2 separate regions of the Mus musculus genome follow, and region 2 is linked to region 1. The links are chromatin contacts, found by Hi-C or POLR2A ChIA-PET in ENCODE. All regions are on one chromosome and are shown on one strand. The core of a region is the stretch at or near the end of the contact, and the rest is flanking DNA. Distances in the headings are between cores, read along the strand shown. Region 1 overlaps Stk39 (serine/threonine kinase 39). Region 2 holds the start of Stk39 (serine/threonine kinase 39).

Region 1 (3,258 bases), core at 386-2,885:
GAGAGGCTGGTGCTTGCAGCAAGGTAATATGGAAACTCTATCTGTCCCGGAAGCAGCCTTTGGTGAGTATGGGCATTCTCTGAAAGGAAGTGAGTCTCAGTGAGTAGTTGCTGGCAGTGTATGCTTTGTATTGATTGACGCCATGGCCCAGAGTGTGGGCTCTGACACTCACTGGGAAGCCTACTTGGAAGATGTGGTTGCTCGTTCTGGGCCTGTAACCATGTAGTCTGTACGTATCTGTGATAATGAAACACCAGAGCACGGTTAAACATCCCATTTTGCAGTCAGCTAACTGTTGCCAGCTTGCAGGAGGGGGCGGGGCTTTACCTTTTTGCAGTGTTGCAAGATGACAAGGAAGTGGTTAAAGGGCAGGGCTCCGTGCTCTGCCCGACCTCCTACCCCCATTCCTTTGCTGTTCCCCTTTGTTTGCCCCTATCATTTCCCATTCTGAAAGAGGGAAGAGTCCACTGTGTACTGCCCCGGTCACTTCCTGGCCTGCAATTTAAAACAGATTGCTACAGCAAATAAAGACACCCCCCCACACACACACACACCCATGACTGTGCAGAGGAGCGGGGACCTACCTGTGGCTGTGTCTCCTCTACACATGCTCCTGGTCTTCAGGACCCTCTCTGCTTTGCTAACACCATCTACCCTACACCTCTAGTTCTGGCAGCCACTCCTTGAGAAACCCTTTTCACCTTCTCCTTCACTTACCCTGCCTCACTTGGCTGAGCCCCTAAGAACTTTGAACATGGTCTCTGCACACCCTCACTTGATCTAGCCTGTGGTACCCTGTGGAGACTGGGTTCCTCCTTTTCTTTCTTCCTTCCAAACCAGGTAGCTCCCACAGGTAGAAACTCTGTTGTTTACGGCTACTTTACCAGAGAGTGCCTGACAGGAGGCAGGGGTTTAGGAAGGTTTGGTGACTGTGATCTGACAGGGACACATGATGGAGGCCCCGCCTCCTTGCAAGTCAAGGAGCCTGTGGGTGGTATAAGGCACAGTTGATATATTAACTGAATAAGCTTGTATAGCAACGGGCCAGAGATAGGCTTGCTCATTTGTTGCCCACCTGTTCTTGGACCCAGAATCTCGTTTCCACCTCCTAAATGCAGGGATTGTAGCAGGTAGGCCAGTGCACCTCACCAAAGATAGTTTCTTAATGAAAAAAACAAAAAATCTTTTGCTGTTGCTTTGCCCTGGGTAACTATGGGTTAAATAGTGAATGAAATCAGAGGGCGTGAAGCAGAGAAAACATGGACATTGGGTGTGCCTAGAAAATAGAGTCCACAGATGGGTTAGAAGCTGTGGTGGCTATGAGTGGCTTTGTAGTCAACCCAAATACTTGCTTTGAGATTCAGGGATAGTTCATTATCATGTAAATTATGGTATGAATAATTATAAGAAAAATCTCAGAGACTAGTTTTTTTAAAATTACTTTTATTAGTAAGGAGGGTAAGTTGATGTGACTTCTTGGCTTGGGGGATTTTGATAGATGATGATATTTGGTGAAACCTCTCGCCTGAGCCCAGGGTGCGATCAGCTCTGGAAATGTGGTTTTTCTTCCGTTCTAGCTGTACGCCATCAGCAAGAGGCACCTGGGACAGACCGTGAGCTGCTTCCCCCCTTGGCAGCTGCTAGGATTAGCTTGGGCAATAACTCAAGAAAGCTTACAGGGTGAATCCAGCAAGGAAGAAGCACTCTGCCCTGCTTCCTGCTGGAGTCCTTCCTCAGCTGTGCGCACTCAACTGCATGGGGTGGGGGTGGAGTGGGATGGGAGTGGGGTGGGGTGGGGGTGGGGCCAAACATCAGGGAAGTAGATGGGATGCAGTCTCTTCCCCTCTCTCCCTTTCTGCCTTCCTTCTTTTCTCTGTTCTTTCCTTCCTTCTTTTCAGGGCTTTAATTATCACCAGTAACTTTCATATATTATAAAAACCGTAGAGATCTGAGCAAAACTAGAGTCTTAGACCAAAAGAATAAGTTTGAGTCTATCAGTACATGATTTTTTTCATTTATCTTCCTCATTTTTTTATTTGTTAAGGTCTGTTCTGCCCTTGGCAGAAGGTGAACGTTAGATGCTCAGGGCTCAGTGTATCTTAAAGGACTAGTTGACATATATCAATCAAACGTTTGCACACGGTCCTCTAAGTTGACAGAGTCACAAACAGTGGGAATATTCTTGCCATCAAGGACAGAGTGAAAGTGAAACAGGCACTACATGTTTAACTGTAAGATAGTACATGTACCTATGTTTACACGTGTGGGGTGTGCATTTGTTCTTGTTACCGGCAGGAGGGTATTCATGGATGTGCACGTGAGTGGGGGGTCATAGCTCAGCTTCCAGTGTCTTCCCCATACGTCCTCTTCCTTATTAGTCTTCTCAGTGTGGTGTGTGCATGTGTGTGCACATGGGCTTGTATGGTTGTGCTTGCCCTCACCTGCCCCTTTGGAGGCAAACGAGGTTAGTGTTTGGTGTCTCCATCCATCCCTTCCCACCTTACCTTTTTGAGACATGGTCTGCACTGAATCTCGACTTTGGCTAGGCTAGCTGCCTCGGGGTGCCAAGTGAGAACCTGATAAATTGCAAGGAGAGCTTAAAAATACTGAGTAACCAAGTCTCATGAATACTATTAATAATTAGTTGTTTTACGTGTGCGAGTTTTCCTTATTGCAGATTTGAAATCCTGCAGATTCTTTGAATATTTTGTTATCCTCCATTAATCCTTCTTAGAACTTTGCAAAAAAAAAAAAATGATGTCAGTTGTTTCCTTGAGTGCTTGTGGCAACTGGGGCTATTCTCACCACCTCGCAGAGGGTCTGACTCTTTCAAGTGTACAGATGGGTGGTTGTGGTTTCATAGAAGCTTCTGGTAATGGAGCCGGTTCAGCAGAGATTCCCCTGAAAAAGGCCACCTGCGGGTGTGTAAATGTTGCATTGGAAACTTATAAGCATTAATATTTGATCTAAAATGCATGTGCCTGTCTTTTTGGATATGGCCGGCTGCAGACCCCCGTGACTTCAGAAGGGTGACTCTGGCTTTGGAAATGATCCCTGTGTAGTGTGTTTCTCTCAGAGCAGTGCTGGCCGCTCCACAGAGCAGGCCTCAGTGCTGAGGGATCCCAGCACTGCCGAGCCGAGCCGTTACAGACTTGTGTGTGGAAGTTCAGTCCGTCAGAAGGTCATGCAAGCAGATCGCTCTCACGTCTGTCTCCTCACACTGCTTTTGTAGTGCCTGTGGTGGAGCCCCCACCACCT
Region 2 (3,258 bases), core at 357-2,856, 91 kb before region 1:
AAGCAGTCCTTAAAAGTTCTTTGGATGAAATGGGAGCAGCTCAGGGAGAGGTAACCAGTGACTTGGGATAACTGCCCTGTTCATCAGAGGCCTAGAGTTTGTTTATGAAGTAGTCTATTTCTTGACATAAATTAAAACAAATATGCTGGCTTTTTAAAAAATAGTATATCTGCACAAAAGGAAATACAAGTTCTTAGCAGCATAAATATTAGCTCTTTGAGCAAGTCATGCTAGTTGCTAGTTTATCCATCTGTCCCATAGTGCCCTAAGAGGTTAAGTAAACAGTTAACGTCATTGCTTTTGCCAGACAACTGGTTTTTCTCCTAGCAAATGTCTAAGTTTCTTTTGAATTATTTTTTAAAGAGTTTAAGGAGATTTTTATTTTTATCCCTTTAAGAGTTTCATGGCTCTCCTGTGCTTTGTTCTTTCTCAAGCCTGGCTGTCTCGTGAGAACCAGCCAGCCTAATGTCAGCCACATAACGAATACGCCTATTGAGTCAGAGTACCATTCCAGCCTGAGACAAGAATCTTTTAATAGTGGTCACCTCTGTGAGGGATGAGAGTTGAACATTCAAATGTGACACCTGCAATTAGAAAAATCTCTGGTTTTGCCACAGCTATTTTAAAGATGAGGTAATTTGGGGAGTGTTGAAAAAGCAGCATTTATTCAAAACTTTCCATTGCAGTTAATTTATGCCCCAGTAGGTTCATAGTGTTCTGTCAAGAAACTTGCTGTCTGACCTTAGGGTCTTAAAGGGTTAATGTGACTGTTTATGTATTCATTTGTACTTGGTATCGAACCAAGGACCTTAAGTGTATTAAGCTGGCACTTTACCTCCGAGCATGGTTTTAAGCACATAAAAAGTGCTGGGGATAGAACCATAGCATGCTAGGCCTGCGCTCTGATTTTGTTACACTCCTTTCTCCTCTCTACTTCTTGTAACTTCACTGCCCCTGACATCACCTTCCTAGGGTCCAAGTGTCTTTGAACAAAAGAGAAAGCCGGGGATTTAGGGAGTCGGGTTTCATTTCAGAGCAGCACTGGCGATTTCATTAGGCAAGGTGCGAAAGGGCTCCTGCCAGGTAAAGCGCCGGAAAGTTACAAGTTGGGTTATTTTTTAACCGGCGTCCTACAAAACCGACGCCGTGTAGGTAGGTGTCTCCCTCGCTAACTTGTAAAAGAACTCCAGGTTCTTTCGCTCGCTCGGGGAGAGTTAGCAGGCTGAGAATCTGGCAGCCGTTCAACGACCCCGCCCTCGGAGTCCCAGGGGGGCTTCTTCGGGAGAGTGCGATTGTCTAGGGCGGAGGCGCGGCAGGGCAGGAAGGGAGCGGGGCAAGCCCCGAAATCACCCCCCGAAGCCGCCCGGCTCCCAGCGCGTGGAAACTTCCCTGGCGGCGAGCAGGGCGGGAGGGGGCGGCGGTTCCCCTCGGCGCTGAGAGCACCGTGCGCGCGAGGATCGGGGCGCGCGGCGGGCGCGGCGGCCGCCGCCTCCTCCCGTCCCCGCCTCCGCGGCGCAGCCTCCTCCCTCCGCCCCGCTCGGCCTCCGGCTGGCTCCCTCCCCTCGTGGCAGGCTCCGGCGGCGGCGGCGGCTGCGGCGGACGGGGAGGGCGTGCGCCGGCCGAGAGGTGTGGGCGACGAGGCTAGGGAAGTTTCAAGTGGAAGGTCGTCCGCCGGCCGGCGCGTCCCCTCACTCTCCTCCCGCAGCATCATGGCGGAGCCGAGCGGCTCGCCTGTGCACGTCCAGCTTTCCCAGCAGGCGGCCCCGGTGACAGCGGCGGCGGCGACGGCCCCGGCGGCCGCGACATCAGCACCAGCCCCGGCCCCGGCCCCGGCTCCGGCGGCGTCCGCAGCCCCGGCCCCGGCTCCAGCTGCTGCTCCAGCCCCGGCCCCGGCAGCTCAGGCGGTCGGCTGGCCCATCTGCAGGGACGCGTACGAGCTCCAGGAGGTTATCGGTCAGTGCGGAGGGTGCTGCGGGGCCGGTCCAGGCCGGGCGCCGAGACTGGGCGGGAGTGGGTGCGGGATGCGGTTCTCCTGCCTGCCTGCACGCCCAGAGGCAGAGCGGCCGGCTTCGGGGCCTACCGGCTTCAACAGTTATTTTATTGTCTTTTTTAATTTTTAATTTGTCCCTTCCTTCCCTGAGCGCGGCTGCTGCAGGAGGTGGCGCGGCGGATGTGACTCGCACTGCAGACGAGCTGCAGGCTGCAAACTTTTATCTCCCGGATCGCCGGGGCGGCGGAGCTGGAACCCAGTAACGCCGCATCCTCCTCCCCCCTCGAGCCCTGGGGCCGCAGCTCGTGGCCGCTGACCACGCGGATGGGCTGCCTGGGCGGGGTGGGGATGCGGGGGCGCCGCCCTGGGCTTCCGCGCCCCCGCGCCGTGCTGGGTGAAACGCGTCCTGGGAGACCCTGCGGGCGCAGCCGCGCCTCTGCCTCCTGCCATGACCTCTCGGTGGGTAGCCCAGCCACGTAGTAGTGGCAGAGGCCCAGGCGCCTGCCCAGACCAGGGAGGATGCTGGCCTTCTTCTGACAGCCGCCGCATGCTCGCCCTGCAACCCGGCTCTGCGCGCGGTGCGCCCGGTACCTGCCTCCCTCCTTGCGGGCGCGCCGCCTGCTGCCAGCCCCGGGGCCGGTGAGCGGCCGCGCTGGCCTTCTGCCCTGCTCCGGGAGGATCTGCTGGGGTGAAACTCGAGGCTGTCCACGATCCGCGCCCAGCCTTTCGGTGTCTCCTAGGCAGCTCACTAATACCATCTTATCTTACATTTTTAAATACCTGGCAAAGTCGAAAGGCAAGAAGCCCGCGTTACTTTTCTTTGAGCCAAACACGTGTAGGGCCAGGATATTTGTGGTGTCCTCTAGCTTAGAACCTTACCTAAAGGTTCATTCACTTAGAAGTTTTGTGCCTCACCGATGCTGCCAGGCAAAGTGGGCCCCATCATATAACCTTATGAACTCTGGACTGGGGATGTTGCTGGCTCATAATCTTGATATTTAAAGATGGGGACGGGGGGAAATTCAAGTTATCTTTTTCTTTCATTTAAAAAAGATTTCTCTATTTTTCCCTTGAACAATTATAATTAACATAATTAATATAATTTCACTAGACACTCAAAGGAACCCCTTTTATGTCGTGTGTGAATGAGACTTCCAGCAATGCATAAATATACATAAATATATACATACATATATATGTATATATGTATGTATCTATTTGTGTGTTTGATAGGCAGAAATGTGTATATGTGTAGTAATTATGTACTT

What was found. A loop is a pair of places that touch in the nucleus more often than their neighbours do. ChIA-PET counts read pairs that join two places held with the same protein, here RNA polymerase II (POLR2A).
Region 2: a map of heart shows a loop between it and region 1 (5-fold over the local background). The contact joins the promoter of Stk39 here to the enhancer-like site in region 1. A Hi-C loop is called at or near these places in 9 of 37 maps with a recorded cell type or tissue (Patski, T-helper 17 cell, adrenal gland and 2 more). POLR2A ChIA-PET finds 5 or more read pairs at or near these places in 1 of 5 experiments (Patski).

The regions. Positions count from the first base shown.
Region 1 is chr2:68,379,747-68,383,004 of GRCm38, reverse strand. The region is part of intron 5 of Stk39 (serine/threonine kinase 39); the gene reads left to right. Among named protein-coding and RNA genes, the nearest start is that of Stk39, 91 kb to the left of the region's middle. Within about 2 kb of position 1,635, at least 2 of the 3 ENCODE cell types and tissues checked have a DNase peak (open chromatin) inside an H3K27ac peak, as active enhancers do; they include gastrocnemius and heart, where a contact is called at or near this core.
Region 2 is chr2:68,470,329-68,473,586 of GRCm38, reverse strand. Stk39 (serine/threonine kinase 39) reads left to right here and starts at 1,606. Exons shown (of 18, transcript NM_016866.2): 1 at 1,606-1,953. The coding sequence starts at 1,710. Gm13596 (a long non-coding RNA gene) reads right to left here and starts at 623. Exons shown (of 4, transcript XR_866392.3): 1 at 1-623.